Linked DNA regions of Homo sapiens: region 1 is linked to region 2. Evidence: read pairs that join two places in POLR2A ChIA-PET (ENCODE). Cell type or tissue: Panc1. All regions are shown on one strand. Each heading gives the region's core, and the rest is flanking DNA. Links, peaks and the distances in the headings are about the cores only.

Region 1 (8,007 bases), core at 2,008-4,507, 290 kb before region 2:
CCTTTGCATTATAAATTCTAACCAAACTTCTAACTGACCTGAAGAAAATCAGTTTACTTCTTCATGCTTCCGTCATTTCTCTTACCTCTTGGGATCCTGTGACCTTTCTCATAGACTGTAGGGTTACATGGTAATTACATTACAGATGTGAAATCACTTAGAAAGTAGAAAAGCAATCTTAGAAGACTTATCGCACTTAAACTAATCTGATCATACCCATCAAAATGTGATTTACAGTGTTTGTGAGCGAGCATAGTCTATTTTCTAAAAATCACAGAAAAACTTATGTCTCTTCATGTAAAAAACTATTTTTCACCTTACACAAGCCCCCATCTATCCCAAATATTTCTCTTAAGTAGTCTCAGGAAAAACAAAAAAAATAAAAAATCAAAAACAACTAACCTGAGAATAATTTAACAGGACTTTCAACTCTGAAAAATCCAGCATCGAACACTATTTTATCAACTTCCTTTGGTATCACAGAAACTGCTGTTTCAGCACATTCTTCCTGCCTAATTCTCTCTCTCATTGCATTTTTTATGGCAGCTAGGCGATTTCTCGCTGCAATTCTTCCAGCATCATCCTGTTTTGGTTTACTTGCTATACCTGAGACAACTTTTTTCTGCAAAGAGAAACTAACATAGTAAAGCTGCCCATTACCATCTTACAAGAAAAACACACAACAAACACAAATTCATCACTTAAAAATTTAATTTTTAAAAATAAAGTATACATAAAATATTTCACATTCATCATATATTTATCAAGTTCCTAGTATGTGCTAAAAGGTAAAAAGGTAAAGGACAGAGTTGCTGCCCTCAAGGAGTTTGCAGCTTAGTAGAAGATCTGGGAAGAATAGTAAGAAGGATAAATGTCCTGTTAGAAATAAATTTAGGGGACATCCTTTAGATTATAACCATGACACCCCCCCCCCATAAAAAAGAAAAAGCAAAAAAAGTAAATAAAAAAAAAGTAAAACATTAAAAGAAAATAAATAAGGATGACACCTAAACCAATCTTCAGGCATCAGGAAAGGTTGTAGGAAGTAGCACCTATGCTGAAACCATATTTCATCAAACTAAAAGATGGGGTGAGGCAAGTGCTAGAGAGATGTTTCCAAAGCCAGAAATGAAACAAAGAAAAGTGGATTTAAACAATAGCTAGATTATAATAAAAATCACCTGCATGTAATGGTCTTAAGAAAGTCACATTTACACAGAGGACAAGGGAACAGAGAGTTATTGGTAATTTTTAAGCAGAAGATTAACATCAAGCTGGTGTTTTAGAAAGATCACTCAGACTAAGGAGTAAGAGATGAAAAAAGTGGACAGATTCAAGAGATATTTGAAAGGTAGAATTGAGAGGACTTACTCATCTATTGGATGTGTGTGGGGTGGAGATGGTGAAATAAAGCAAGCAAAGGGTATCGCTCAAAAGGATATCTCAAAAGAGATATTGAGACTTCTATCTTGAACACCTGGTGGGATGGTAACAGCATTATGAGACAGGGCAACATTGGTGTGTGTGGAGATGCTGTCAGTTTGGGATATATTGATTTTTAAGGTATATTGAGTCATGATATATAGAATTAGAGCTTAGTAAGTGTGGTCTGCAATACAGACTTGAGAATCATCACAGGTTGGGTAAGATTGCACAGGAAAATTACGGAAGGAAAGAAGAGAGTAGAGGTAGGAATTCTAAATAACAAAAACATTTAAGGGATAAATGGAAAACAAATATGCAAATATGACTGAAGAATAGGCAAAGAAGAAGGAAATATAATTTCAAAAACAAGGAAGTAGGCCAGGTACAGTGGCTCACAACTGTAATCCCCGCACTTTGGGAGGCTGAGGCAGGAGGATCACTTGAGGCCAGGAGTTCCAGACCAGCCTGGCCAACATGGAGAAACACCAGCTCCACTAAAAATACAAAAAATTAGCTGGGCAAGGTGGCACATGCCTGTAGTCCCAGCTACTCAGGAGGCTGAGGTGGGAGATTGCTTGAACCTGGGAGGCTGAGGTTACAGTGAGCCAAGATTGTGCCACTGCACTCCAGCCTGGGCCACACACCTAGACTCTATCTCAAAAAATAAATAAAATACAAAAATAAAAATACAAGAAAAAAAGTTAGCTGGGCGTGGTGGCACACGCCTGTAATCCCAGCTACTTGGGAGGCTGAGACATGAGAACAGCTTGAACCTGGGAGGCAGAGGTTGCAGTGAGCCGAGATGGCGCCACTGTACTCCAGCCTGGGCAACACAGCAAGACTCTATATAAAAAAAAAAAAAAAGTAGACCATATTTAATACTGCAGAAAGGTTAGATTTATTTACTACTTTTTGTTATTTTTGAGAGAGTCTTGATGTGTCGCCCAGGCTGGAGTGCAGTGGCATGATCTCGGTTCAATGTAACCTCTGCCTCCCGGGTTCAAGTGATTCTCCTACCCCAGCCTCCTGAGTAGCTGGGATTACAGGCGCCCGCCACCATGCCTGGCTAATTTTTTATTTTTAGTAGAGACAGGGTACACCATGCTGGCCAGGCTGGTCTTGAACTGACCTCAGGTGATCTGCCTGCCTCAGCCTCCCAAAGTGCTGGGATTACAGGCTTAAGCCACCACGCCTGGCCTAGAAGAGTTAGAATTTAAAATTAAGTGCCTAATAACTTAAGCAACTAGTGGATTAATAATTTAGATAACTATTCTAAAGTTATAGGGGGGTAAAACTGAATTGCAATGAGTTGGAGAAATAAAGGAACAAAAATAATAGAGTATAGAAAACATTTTAGGATGCTTGTCAGTGACTGGATAGAAAGAAAAAATGGGGGTGTACAAGTAATTAAAGGGAGAAGCAGACACCACAGGTTTGTTTTAATGTAAACAATGATAAGACACTTAAACATGTTTAAAGACTGATGGAAAAAAGGGAGGAAAGGAAAACAAGACTAACTGATGGAATGAGGGATTAATAAATAAGAGGTAGTAGGGAGTGGTATCCAAGTATAGTATAAAAGATTAGCTTTGTTTGATAATCTTAAAGGTAGCCTATAAAATAAAGTAGGAGAGAGACACCTGGTGATAACAGGCAGAATTACAAATCTCTATAGGACATAGCCATGATCTGCATCACTGATGATATTAATATTTCCAGGACTAAATCCTTAATAAGAAATACCCACAGTAGCTTTAATAATGAAGTAGCATCCTTCACTATTTAGTAGTTTTGAAATCCATTCAATCAATTTAGTCACTGTCCTCAGGGTCCTTGTCATGAGACTTTATTAGTAAAAAAAAAATTTTTTTTTTTTTTTTTTTTGAGACTGAGTTTTGCTCGTTGCCCAGGCTGGAATGCAATGGCGTGATCTCAGCTCACCACAACCTCTGCCTCCCAGGATCAAGTGATTCTCCTGCCTCAGCCTCCTGAGTAGCTGGGATTACAGGCATGCGCCACCTCGCCCAGCTAATTTTTGTATTTTTAGTAGAGACGGGGTTTCTCCACGATGGTCAGGCTGGTCTCGAACTCCCGACCTCAGGTGATCTGCCCGCCTCAGCCGCCCAAAGTGCTGGGATTATAGACGTGAACCACTGTGCCTGGCCTAGTAAAATATTTTTTAAGGCCGAGCGCAGTGGCTCATGCCTGTAATCCCAGCACTTTGGAGGCTGAGGCAGGAGAATCACTTGAACTCAGGAGTCAGAGGTTGTGGTGAACCAAGGTCACGCCACTGCACTCCAGCCTGGGCAAAAAGAGCCAAACTCTGTCTCAAAAAAAAAAAAAAAAAAAAAAAAAAGAATTTTTTAAAAATAAGGTTTAAAAAACAATACTTTAACAAGTTAAACTCTTAAGATAGGATTTAAGACAGTTTTTATTTGGATTACATAGTATAATAAAATACCAATCTAGACAACCTGAGTTTATAACTACAGGCATTTTTCTCATATCATAAAGAAAAACTGACAATGCTTAGTTTGAAAAGTGTCCACCCAAACCAAAAACTTTGAATTCAAAAACATTACTAGAAAGATAATTACTAGAAACAAGAACAAAATCTGTCATGTTAACAAAGCACAAGAATAACAGCATCCATTTCATACGACTGTTGTAAGGATTAATATATATAAAGTAATTGGAATAATATTTGACACATACTAAGCATTATATAAGTTACCTACTACTATTACTATTATAACAAAATGTGTAAGTACAGTTTAAAGAATAAAACCTTTAGGCCGGGCACGGTGGCTCATGCCTGTAATCCCAGCACTTTGGGAGGCCGAGGTGGGTGGATCATGAGGTCAGCAGATGGAGACCATCCTGGCTAACACAGTGAAACCCCGTCTCTACTAAAAATACAAAAAATTAGCCGGGTGTGGTGGCTGGCGCCTGTATTCCCAGCTACTTGGGAGGCTGAGGCAGGAGAATGGCGTGAACCCGGGAGGCGGAGCTGGCAGTGAGCTGAGATCACGCCACTGTACTGCAGCCTTGGTGATAGAGCGGGATTCCATCTCAAAAAAAAAAAAAGAAGAAGAAGAATAAAACCAACACTCATATATCCAGTATGTGGTAACTTAGAAGCCCTCTGGGTACCCCAATTCAATCACAGCCCCTCCTTTCTTCTCTCTAGACATAACTATCCTAAATTTTATGTTGATCGATTTCCTTGCTCTTTCTTCAAAGGCAATCAAGTACACTCTAAGTAGTATAAAGACTTAACTTTGTAAAATAATGAGAAATCTAAACCTAAATGTTTTTAAAACTTAAAAACAAGAAGTAGAAGAATCTATATTAGAAATTTGGATGTATGTATAACAGTTCCTTAACTAAAAAAAAAAAAATTGGATATAAAACCCACAAACTTACCCTAAAGACATTTTTGTTCATATTATGATTCATATTATTATTGACTTGCCACCCAGATTCCTCAAGTTTGATCAGATTGTTGAATTTGTGGATTACATCTTCTATCTGTTAATAAAGCACAAGTTTACCAGATTAATGCTAGCCATATTAAAGTTATAAACGAATGAGCTGAAGACTAAAAAAAAATTAAAAATAGTGATTCAGAAATGATGAGTTATTAAAACTGGACTGAGTCATTCTCAATTTAGTGTTCAAATAATTTTTATGGTAAAGTTTTTCATTATCTTTCGTCTTACAAACCTCCAAAATCTACATAAAGAATATCATACATGAATAACTCTCCTAGATTATTTTTGACTAAAATGCTAAAATGGTAGAAAAGATATCCTAAATGTTGTTTCTTAAATTACACAATGTGAACACAATCTAATTTTTTTTTTATTTATCCATTCCTCCACTGAAGGACATCTTGGTTGCTTCCATGTTTTGGCAATTATGAATAAAGCTGCTATATTGCTAAAAACATCCGTGTGCAGGTTTTTATATGGACATAAGTTTTCAACTCATTTGGAGCGCAATTGCTAGATCGTATGGTAGGAGTATGTTTAGTTTTGCGAGTGACTGCCAAACTGTCTTCTAAAGTGGATATAACATTTTGCATTCCCATAGGCAATGAATGGAAAGTTCGTATTGCTCCATACCCTCCCCAGCACTTGCTGTTGGCAGTGTTTTGAATTTTCACTGTTCCCTAGTAGGTATGTGGTAGTATCTCACTGTTGTTTTGATTTGTAGTTCACTAATGACATATGATGTTGAGCATCTTTTCATATGCGTATTTGCCATCTGTATATCTTCTATGGTGAGGTAACTGTTCAGGTCTTTTGCCCATTTTTAATTGGGTTGTTCGTTTCCTTCTTGCTGGGTTTTAAGAGCTCTTTGTATCTTTTGGATAACAGTCTTTTATCAGATACATCTTTTGCAAATATTTCTCCGAATCTGTGCCTTGTCTTCTCATTTTCTTGACATAATCTCATTTTAAAAGATACAAGTGTATTTAATAGGATGGAAATATAATCCCCATCTTTCTGATACTTCCAGTCTCCTACGAAGAGTTACGCCACTGACAACAGTTTGGTAACCATGCTTTTAGTCTCCATGCTATGCACTTATACACACATATCCTCTTAGCTTTGCTCTCCCTCAAAAATATGTAAATGTCTCTGGGCACTGTGGCATATGCCTATAATCCAAGCTACTTGGTAGGCTGAGGCAGGGGGATTGCTTGAACCGAGAAGGTCGAGACTAGCCTGGGCAACAAGGCAAGACTCCATCTCAAAGGAAAAAAAAAAGTAAATGTCAAAATGACTCAGAATTACACTCATGACCAACTGATTTTCAACAAAGGTGCCAATACAATTCAGCGGGGAAAAGACAGTCTTTTCAACAAACAGTGCTGGGAAAATTGGTTATCCATAAGCAAAAAGATGAATTTAGACTCACAATCTCATACCATACACAAAAACTAACCAAATGGATCATAGACTTAACTGTAAGTACTAAAACCGTAAGACTGTTAGGAGAAAACACAGGAGAAAATCTTTGTGACTTGTGGTTAGGTAAGAGTTCTTAGATGTGGTGTCAAAATCACAACATAAAAGAAAAAAAAAATGGCCGGGTGCAGTGGCACACCCCTGTAATCCCAGGACTTTGGGAGGCAGAGGCAGGTGGATCACTTGAGGTCAGGAGTTCAAGACCAGCCCGGCCAACGTAGTGAAACCTCATCTCTACTAAAAATACAAAAATTAGCCAGGCATGGTGGCATGCACCTGTAATCCCAGCTATTCGGGAGGCTGAGGCATGAGAATTGCTTGAACCCGGAAGGCAGAGGCTGCAGTGAGCCGAGATCATGCCACTGCACTCTAGCCTGGGCGACAGAGTGAGACTCTGTCTCAAAAAAAAAAAAAAAAGAGAAATTTGATAAATTTAACTTTAAAATAAAAATATTTGCACTTCAAAACATGCCATTAAGAGGATTAAAAGTCAAGCTACAAACTCAAAGAATATTTGCAAATAATATTTCTCATAAGGGACTTTTATCCAGAATACATAAAGAATACTTAAAACTCAATAATAAAGACAATGAAATTTAAAAATGGGTGCAAAAGATTTACACAGACATCTCAGTAAAAGATACATGAATGGCGAATAAGCTCACAAAAAGATACTTAATATCATTACTCATTAGAGAAATTCAAATCAAAACTACAATGAGGTCAGGCATGGTGACACCTGTAATCCTAGCATTTTGGGAGGCTGAGAAGGGTGGATCGCTTGAGCTCAGGAGTAAGACCTGGCCACCTGGGTAACATGATGACACCCCACCTCTACAAAAAAATATAAAAATTAGCCAGTCGTGGTGGCACATGCCTGTAGTCTCAGCAACTTGGGAGGCTGAAGCAGGAGGGTTGTTTGAGCCCAGGAAGTGGAGGTTGCAGTGAGGTGAGATTGTGCCAATGCACTCCAGCCTGGGTTGACAGAGCGAGACCCTGACTTAAAAAACAAAAAAAAAAACCCCAAAAAAACCCTACAATGAGATACCTCATACCCACTAGGATGGCTATGCAACAATTCCCCCTTATCTTCAAAGAATCTGTTCCAAGACCCCCAGGGGATGCCTGAAATGCAGATAGTACTGAACCCTATATATATGTTTTTTCCTATTCATACATACCTATGATAAAGTTTCATTTATAAATTAAGCATAGACATCAATCAACAATAAAATAGAACAATTATAACAATATTCCGTAATAAGTTATATGAATGTGGTCTCTCCTCCCTGCCAAATATCTTATTGTACTATACCTCAGGTAACTAAAACCACAGAAAGCAAGACTGCTGATAAGGGGGGGCTACTATAATAAAAAAGACAATAAGTATTAGTGAGGATGTCGAAAAACAGAACACTCATACATTGTTGGTGGGACTGTAAAATGGTATAATCACTTTGGAAAATAGTTTGGGCAGTTTCTTAAAAAGTTAAACATAAATTTACAATATGACCTACCAATATCTAGGCATCTGCCCAAGAGAAATTTAAAAAGATACATCCACACTAAGATTTGTGTGGAAATATTCACAGGTTATTCATAATCA
Region 2 (8,007 bases), core at 1,927-4,426:
TTTCCTTTTCTGAATTCCTGCAGCCAGTTTGCTCATATGATGCTCTTGCCAGCTCCCTGATTCTGGGTCTGTGTATTATCTCTTTAACTGACTGTAGCCTCTTAGAGTGAGGAGTGCAGTCTTCCTTCTGACCCCATGGTGCCTGGCATAGTGCTGGGCATGCAGTGGGGGCATCAATTATTGATTGAGATCTACCTTTCAGATTCCTGCTCTCAGAAAATGGAGTAGAATGGAAGGGCTGTCTGTCTCTAAATGATAACAGCACATAAACTCCTGGATGGAAATATACCAACATTCACAGGGGATATTTCTGGGTACCGAGCTTATTGGTGGGTTTCATTTCTTCTTTGAACTTTTGGTATTGTCCAAATTTTCTACAATGAACATTTATATTTTACTTCTTACAAAAAGAGTATTTTATAAAAGTGCATATTACTTTTAAGAGAAAGGACAGTGCCTTTTTTCCATCCCCATTTCTATCTCCTTGATGCCCATGGAGATATGATTTTTCGATTTAACCATGTGCTTCAAGATCAGGAATCTAGATTTCTCTTTAGCCCTGCTATTGACTTTTTAATTTTTAATTTTTTAATTTTTTGTAGAGATAGAGTCTCATTTTGCTGCCCAGGTTGGTTTCAAACTCTGGGCTCAATGATCTCCCACCTCAGCCTCCTAAAGTGCTGAGATTACTGACTTTCTGAGCGCCTCTTAAAACTCTCATTGCTTTGGTGTCTCCATCTGTAAACCTGACCAAGTGATAAAGGAATTCTTATATCTGCCCTTTTCCAGAACTGTAAGGCATTTGATGAGGAAATGTTGCAAAATCACTTTAAAATAATCTGATAAATGTTTACAGACCCAAGTTATTTGGCTGTGCATGCCCCAGATTTCTATGCACCCCATTCTCTGTGCAACTCAGTTTTCTAAAGCACTTTTTGTTGGAAACTCAGCTCTTTGTTTAGAATATTTTAGCCTCAAGAGTACTGTCTTAAAGAATATTGGAAGACATATGGGATTTCTGCTGAAAAGTACCATACTAGGACTGTATACTGGGAGGCAGAATAGTGCTGTGGCTAAAAGTATAGGCTTTGGACTCAGTGTCCCTTGTCCTGAGAATGTTTGAGAACTTTCTGGGCTGATGAACTTGTGCTGTTTTCTGAAGGAGCAAGAGCATATTTTAGCCTCACGTGGCAGTTTTCTGGTTGTATCCCTAGGTTTGCTTGTATTGGAAGGAGCGAATAAAATGGGGCCAGGTGCGGCGGCTCATGCCTGTAATCCCAGCACTTTGGGAAGCTGAGGTGGGAGGATCACCTGAGGTCAGGAATTCGAGACTAGCCTGGCCAAGATGGTGAAACTCTATCTCTACTAAAAATGCAAAATTAACTGGGTGTGGTGGTGGGCACCCATAATCCCAGCTACTCAGGAGGCCGAGGCTGGAGAATCACTTGAACCCAGGAGGTGGAGGCTGCAGTGAGCCGAGATTGCACCACTGCATTCCAGCCTGGATGACGGAGGGGGACTCTGTCTCAAGAAAAGAAAAAAAAGCGTCCTCTTATATAGCCTTGATCTTTACATTGGTCTTGGGGAAAAAAAAAGACTTCGATACAGTAACTGTAAGTGGTACTGGCTGCAAAACCTGTGATGTTAGGACCTGCTAACGGAAGTTAACTTTGGCCATGATGTTTAATCTCACTCAGCCTCAGTCTTCCCATCTGCAAAATAAGGACATTAAAAGCAATTGCCTAAAGAGACAATGTCTAAAAGTTTTAGTATAGTGCCTAGCCATGCTCAGGGGCTTAGTAAATTTCAGGTACATTTCTAGAACCCAGATCACCTTGCTAAAATGTAAAGTTTACCTCACTCCATGCTTCCGCAAATCTGCATTGTTTTCCACACTGAGTTTAGAATAAAACACAAATTCCTGAGCCTGGGCAAACAAACATAAACCTTCCCATCTTCAGTTCCCAAATGACACTTCCAGGCTCTGAAAAAGCTCTGAGTATCATTGTTCCTATAGTTCCCTCAGCTGAGAATGTTATTTTTCGATTCTCTGTCTTCGGAAATCCTTCCTAGCCTTCAGATGCCACCTTCTGTGTGGAGCCCTCCTTGATCTCCCAAGACAAAGCTAAGACACAGTGTTTCTTCTGAATGCCCATAACAATTTGGCCTGTGTTTCATTTAACCTTGTCCTACATTTCATTGTTTACACTCCCTTCTGGATTGCACACTCCTTAAGGAGTGGAAGGTTGTTGATTCGCTTTTGCATCCAGATAATGCCTAACAAAAGATAGGCAGCCTTTCATAAATGCTAGGCGTGCTTAGTATAATTCCTTCCTGATAGGAATCAGCAGCAGCTCTAATGCTTTTTAGCGGCAGCATGTTTGTAGAGCAGCTAAAGGGGAGGTTTGAGGAAGGACTGTGCCTGCTCTTTCCTTCTTTCTACCCCCAGTCCCCAGAAGCAGAGATAGAGTTCCTAGGTCTCCAGCTCTGCATGCTTGACTAGCCTCCCCTCGCAGCGTTTTTGCTGGAGAGGAAATAGAAATTGTTCCTGATTTAAGTGCATGCATCCCATCAGAGGCAGGCCAGGGCCCCTGCGTCTTATGAGTCAGCAGGCATTAAGCCAAGCTCATCTCTTCCCCTTACCTAAAAGCCCACAAAGCAGTAAACTCATTATCACTGCGCAGAGAATAATGAATAGGCCAAGGACAGATCAGTCTGGATTGTTGCCAGGGCTGCTTTTGTACGGAAACAGGCAGCGAGCCATTTTGCCTTCAATCGCTCGTTACTTACACTACTCACTGCCTGAACCAGAGACACCCACTTGACATTATGCAGTAGGTACCCCGAATACTGTTATCAAACAACTAGGTCTACTTGCCTGGCACAAAAATCCAAACACTGACATCGGGATTGCAGCGAGAGAAAGTGAGGCATTTATTGCCTGGCACCAAGCAAGGAGAATCAGGCAGCTCAGGCTGAAGACCCAAACTCCCCAAGAGCTTACAGGTAAGGATTTTTAAAGGCAGGAAGGCAGAGCTTACAGGCAAAATCATAAACCAATACAGGAAGGCTGGCCGGGCACAGTGGCTCATGCCTGTAATCCCAGTACTTTGGGAGGCCGAGAAGGGCGGATCACTTGAGGCCAGGAGTTCGAGACCAGCCTGGCCAATGTGTTGAAACCCCGTCTCCACTAAAAATACAAAATCAGCCGGGCATGGTGGCATGCATCTGTAATCCCAGCTATTTGGGAAGCTGAGGCAGGAGAATTGCTTGAACCTGGGAGGCGGAGGTTGCAGTGAGCCAAGATTGCAACACTGTACTCCAGCTTGGGTGAGAGTGAGACTCCATCTCAAAAACAAAAACAAAAAACTTGCAGGATATACATTGGTTTGACCTGTATAAAAGGTGAGACATCTTGAAGCAGGCACCCACAGGTCGTAGGTGGAGTCAAAGATTTGCTGATTTGTGATTGGTTAAGGAGGTGGAGCTTTGTCTAAACATTTGGGATCGGCAGAAAATAATGTTAGTTTTGGCTCTTGGGTGTGATCTCCTCCAGGCCCCTCAGAAAGAAATTTATCTTTTTTTTTTTTTAACTTCTTTTTTTTTTTAATTAATTAATTTATTTATTTTTATTGATCATTCTTGGGTGTTTCTCGCAGAGGGGGATTTGGCAGGGTCATAGGACAATAGTGGAGGGAAGGTCAGCAGATAAACAAGTGAACAAAGGTCTCTGGTTTTCCTAGGCAGAGGACCCTGCGGCCTTCCGCAGTGTTTGCGTCCCTGGGTACTTGAGATTAGGGAGTGGTAATGACTCTTAACGAGCATGCTGCCTTCAAGCATCTGTTTAACAAAGCACATCTTGCACCGCCCTTAATCCATTTAACCCTGAGTGGACTCAGCACATGTTTCAGAGAGCACAGGGTTGGGGGTAAGGTCACAGATCAACAGGATAAGAATTTTTCTTAGTACAGAACAAAATGAAAAGTCTCCCATGTCTACCTCTTTCTACACAGACACGGCAACCATCCGATTTCTCAATCTTTTCCCCACCTTTCCCCCCTTTCTATTCCACAAAACCGCCATTGTCATCATGGCCTGTTCTCAATGAGCTGTTGGGTAAACCTCCCAGACGGGGTGGTGGCCGGGCAGAGGGGCTCCTCACTTCCCAGTAGGGGCGACCGGGCAGAGGCGCCCCTCACCTCCCGGACGGGGCGGCTGGCCGGGCGGGGGGCTGACCCCCCCACCTCCCTCCCGGACGGGGCGGCTGGCCTGGCGGGGGCTGACCCCCACCTCCCTCCAGGACGGGGTGGCTGCTGGGCGGAGACGCTCCTCACTTCCCAGATGGGGCGGCTGCCGGGCGGAGGGGCTCCTCACTTCTCAGACGGGGCGGCTGCCGGGCGGAGGGGCTCCTCACTTCTCAGACGGGGCGGCTGCCGGGCGGAGGGTCTCCTCACTTCTCAGACGGGGCGGCCGGGCAGAGACGCTCCTCACCTCCTGGATGGGGTCGCGGCCGCGTAGAGGCGCTCCTCACATCCCAGACGGGCGGCGGGGCAGAGGCGCTCCCCACATCTCAGACGATGGGCGGCCGGGCAGAGACACTCCTCACTTCCTAGATGGGATGGCGGCCGGGAAGAGGCGCTCCTCACTTCCTAGATGGGATGGCGGCCGGGCAGAGATGCTCCTCACTTTCCAGACTGGGCAGCCAGGCAGAGGGGCTCCTCACGTCCCAGACGATGGGCGGCCAGGCAGAGACGCTCCTCACTTCCCAGACGGGGTGGCGGCCATGCAGAGGCTGCAATCTCAGCACTTTGGGAGGCCAAGGCAGGCGGCTGGGAGGTGGAGGTTGTAGCGAGCCGAGATCATGCCACTGCACTCCAGCCTGGGCACCATTGAGCACTGAGTGAACCAGACTCCGTCTGCAATCCCGGCACCTCCGGAGCCTCAGAAAGAAGTTTAGAACAGCGGTCGGAGTTCAGTCCTCAGTTCCCCCTTATCAGAGGTCTCTGTACCAGTGTACCCATTTAGTGGAGGTCCAAATTCTGAAAAACAACTCAAGAATATATGCTAAGGTGTTATCTTTAGTTTCTCTTGGGAACCAAATATTCGTGTGACTCTAACTTCCTTGGCTATTGTTTTAAGCTACTGTTACCGTCTTGCTTATCAAATTGCTCATTTACTTGTCAAGGCTAGCTAGGTGACTGTAAATTCCCTTGAAGGAACTCAAGATTTTATTTCCCTGCTTGGGGTTGGGGGTGGAGGAGGGTGCTGCAAGCCCTTAAGAGGGGTCCCTGCTCCGTCTCAATACTTGCCCAATAGCTCTGAGAATTCTTGCTAGTGGGGCATGTGAAAGGAACCTGTGCTCCCTCTGCCACGAGTCTCTGCTTCCACTGCCTTTCTGGCATCTACTCTGGGCTCTGCCTCTGCATATCTCGTTCCTTTTGCATAGCCTATGTACTTACTCAACTCCCATACAAACCCCTCAGTCTCCAGACTGCCACTGGTCATGGCTGTGCGTGTGGTGCAAGCTTTAATGAAGATTTGGGCACCGGTGTGTGTATGTGCACGCATGTGTGTGCATGAGTGTGTGTGCATGTGTGCATGTGTCTGTGCATGAGTGTGTGTGCGTATGAGTGTGTGCATGTGTGTGTGCGTGCATATGTGTGCATAAGTGTGTGTGCATTCATGTTTGTGCATGTGCATATGTGTTAATTTCCTAGGGCTGCCATAAAAAGTAACACAAACTGAGAGGCTTAAACAATAGAAATTTCTTGTCTCATTGTCTCACAGTTCTGGAAGCTAGACACCTGAGATGAAGGTGTCTGCAGGGCTATGCTGTTTCTAACAGGTGCTAGGGAAGGATCTGTTCCAGGTCTCCCCTCCAGCTTCTGGTAGTTTCTTGGCTTGTGGCAGCATCACTCCTGTCTTCATATGGCTGTCACCGTGTGAGTGTCTGTGTTCAGATTTCCTCCTTGTATAACCACAGTAACATTGGATTAGGGGTCTACCCTACTTCACTATGACCTCATCTTAATTAACTATATCTGCAATGACCCTATTTCCAAATAAGATCATATTCTCAGGCACTGCGGGTTAGGACTTTAGCATATGAATTTTCAGCGGACACAATTCAACCCATAATTGTGTGTTTGTATGTGTGCGCATGTGTGGTCATGGTTAGGGATGTTAGATTACAGAATAGAAGGGTAAAACACTTTGAACTGCATACTCAACCATCCCAGTTCTCAAAAGTCCTCAGCCTTTCTGTCCTCTGAGGGCGCATCCTGTGTCCTGCCTTCCCCACAGCCTCCTGCCATGCAGTGGGACACCTTCTGGCCCTCTTCTTGGGATTTTCCCTGCTTCTTCATGGCTCATTCAGCTCCAACTCCAAAAATCACTGTGCATTTCTGATATAAAAGTTTCACTATTTTCCTCCCCAGGCCAACCATCCAGGCCTGGTCTAGAGGGCCATCTTAATAACTAAAAAGTCCACTAGAGATGTTTCTAACAAAGACAGTTCTCTTGCTGAGGAGGAATTCTGTGGTCAGCTCTGATAGTAACACTTTTTTTCTCTTCCTTTCATCAGTTAAATGAAATTATTTATTAGCCTAAATGTTTTATGCACTAGTTTCTGTTATTTCTGGGTATATTTAAAAAACAATGCCTCCTGTACAAAATCAGAAAAAAACAGAAATGATAGTGAGGACAGGTTGTGCCTCATGGGCCAGGGATGGACAGCTTATTACCCCTCCTTCTACTGGAAACATACTAATAAATACGATAACTCTTTCCTGCCAGGCAAGGTCATGGTTTCAGAACCGTTCTCTATAGAGTTGACTCAGGCCATCGTTATGAGTTCATTAGAGCTGATATGAGAGATTAAGTCAATTTGCCATCACTGTTCTAGACATTCTGTGGAGGGAATTTTATGCTTCTGGTGATGACTTCTATTTGTGTTCATTAACAGTTGCTAGTGTTTGGAAATGAATATAGGGTGGACAATGTGATTTCTGTATTAGTCAGAATAGGCTGAGTCATGCAATGGTAAAAAATGACACCCAAATCTTGGTAGCTAACATGAATAAAGGTTGATTTCTTGCTCATAACACGTGTCCTTTCAGGATCACCTGAAGTTCTGCTCCATATCCCCTTCATTCAGGGACTCAGGCTGACGGAGCAGCCTCTACCTGGAATATTGCTGCTCTCGTAGCAGAGGGAGAGAGGACATGGGCGAACAATAAGCTGGCTCTTTAAAGCTTCTGCTTTTAAGTGAGCCAAGTCAATTCCACTCACATTTCATTGGCTAAGCAAAATGTCAATGCGGAGAGGAAGTATTAATTCTTCCTCAGAGAGGGGCAGCAACAGCATTAAAACAGTTTACATCAGGTACCTAATTTTTGTTATTGATCTTAAATGTCCGAGAAATGAAGTGAAAGAAAATGGAGACCTTTTATATTAATTTTAATGGCTCTTCTTTACTCTTCTTACTATATGTGGTAGAATTCTTATGAGGCTTAAAGAATAGAAATACATATTTGATGGGATTGACATCAGAACCTTTATTATTTAATGCCTTTTCTGTAGCAGGAATGTAACTAGTTTTAAGAGAAGGCTACTTAATGGTCAAAATAGTTGTATTAATGAAGGACTAAGATAATCATGGTTAAATCCCAACTCTAATGATCTAATACAACACTGTTGTTATTTATCTTCATAGCAAATTATGGTAAACCTAACATTATTATCCTAATGAAACATATGTTGTACTTTTTTACATGCTTTTGCTAGGCAAATCATATTTTCATATCAAAATACATTAAGGCAGATATTAAAGGGTAGGTGCAGTGGCTCATGCCTGCAATCCCAGCACTCTGGGAGGCCTAGGCGGGCAGATCACTTGATGTCAGGAGTTCGAGACCAGCCTGACCAACATGGTGAAACCCCATCCCTACTAAAAATACAAAAAAAATTAGCTGGGTGTGGTAACACATGCCTGTAATCCCAGCTACT

What was found. ChIA-PET counts read pairs that join two places held together with the same protein. Peaks named below come from ENCODE experiments on the same cell type or tissue, not always from the same donor. Only the 100,000 strongest peaks of a DNase experiment are listed, where the experiment ranks them.
Region 1: POLR2A ChIA-PET joins it to region 2 with 12 read pairs; 2 of 35 experiments call an interaction of 5 or more read pairs at or near these places.

Annotation. Positions count from the first base shown.
Region 1 is chr14:55,158,120-55,166,126 of GRCh38, forward strand. It overlaps DLGAP5 (DLG associated protein 5), which reads right to left. Exons shown (of 19, transcript NM_014750.5): 13 at 4,852-4,956; 14 at 403-622. Among named protein-coding and RNA genes, the nearest start is that of DLGAP5, 29 kb to the right of the region's middle. In Panc1, for the core only: CTCF peaks have their summits at 3,097 and 3,299; a DNase peak (open chromatin) is centred at 3,072.
Region 2 is chr14:55,452,094-55,460,100 of GRCh38, forward strand. No RefSeq gene overlaps it. Among named protein-coding and RNA genes, the nearest start is that of TBPL2, 15 kb to the left of the region's middle. In Panc1, for the core only: no CTCF peak of the experiment used is centred there; no DNase peak of the experiment used is centred there; H3K4me3 peaks cover 1,096 bases; H3K27ac peaks cover 1,653 bases.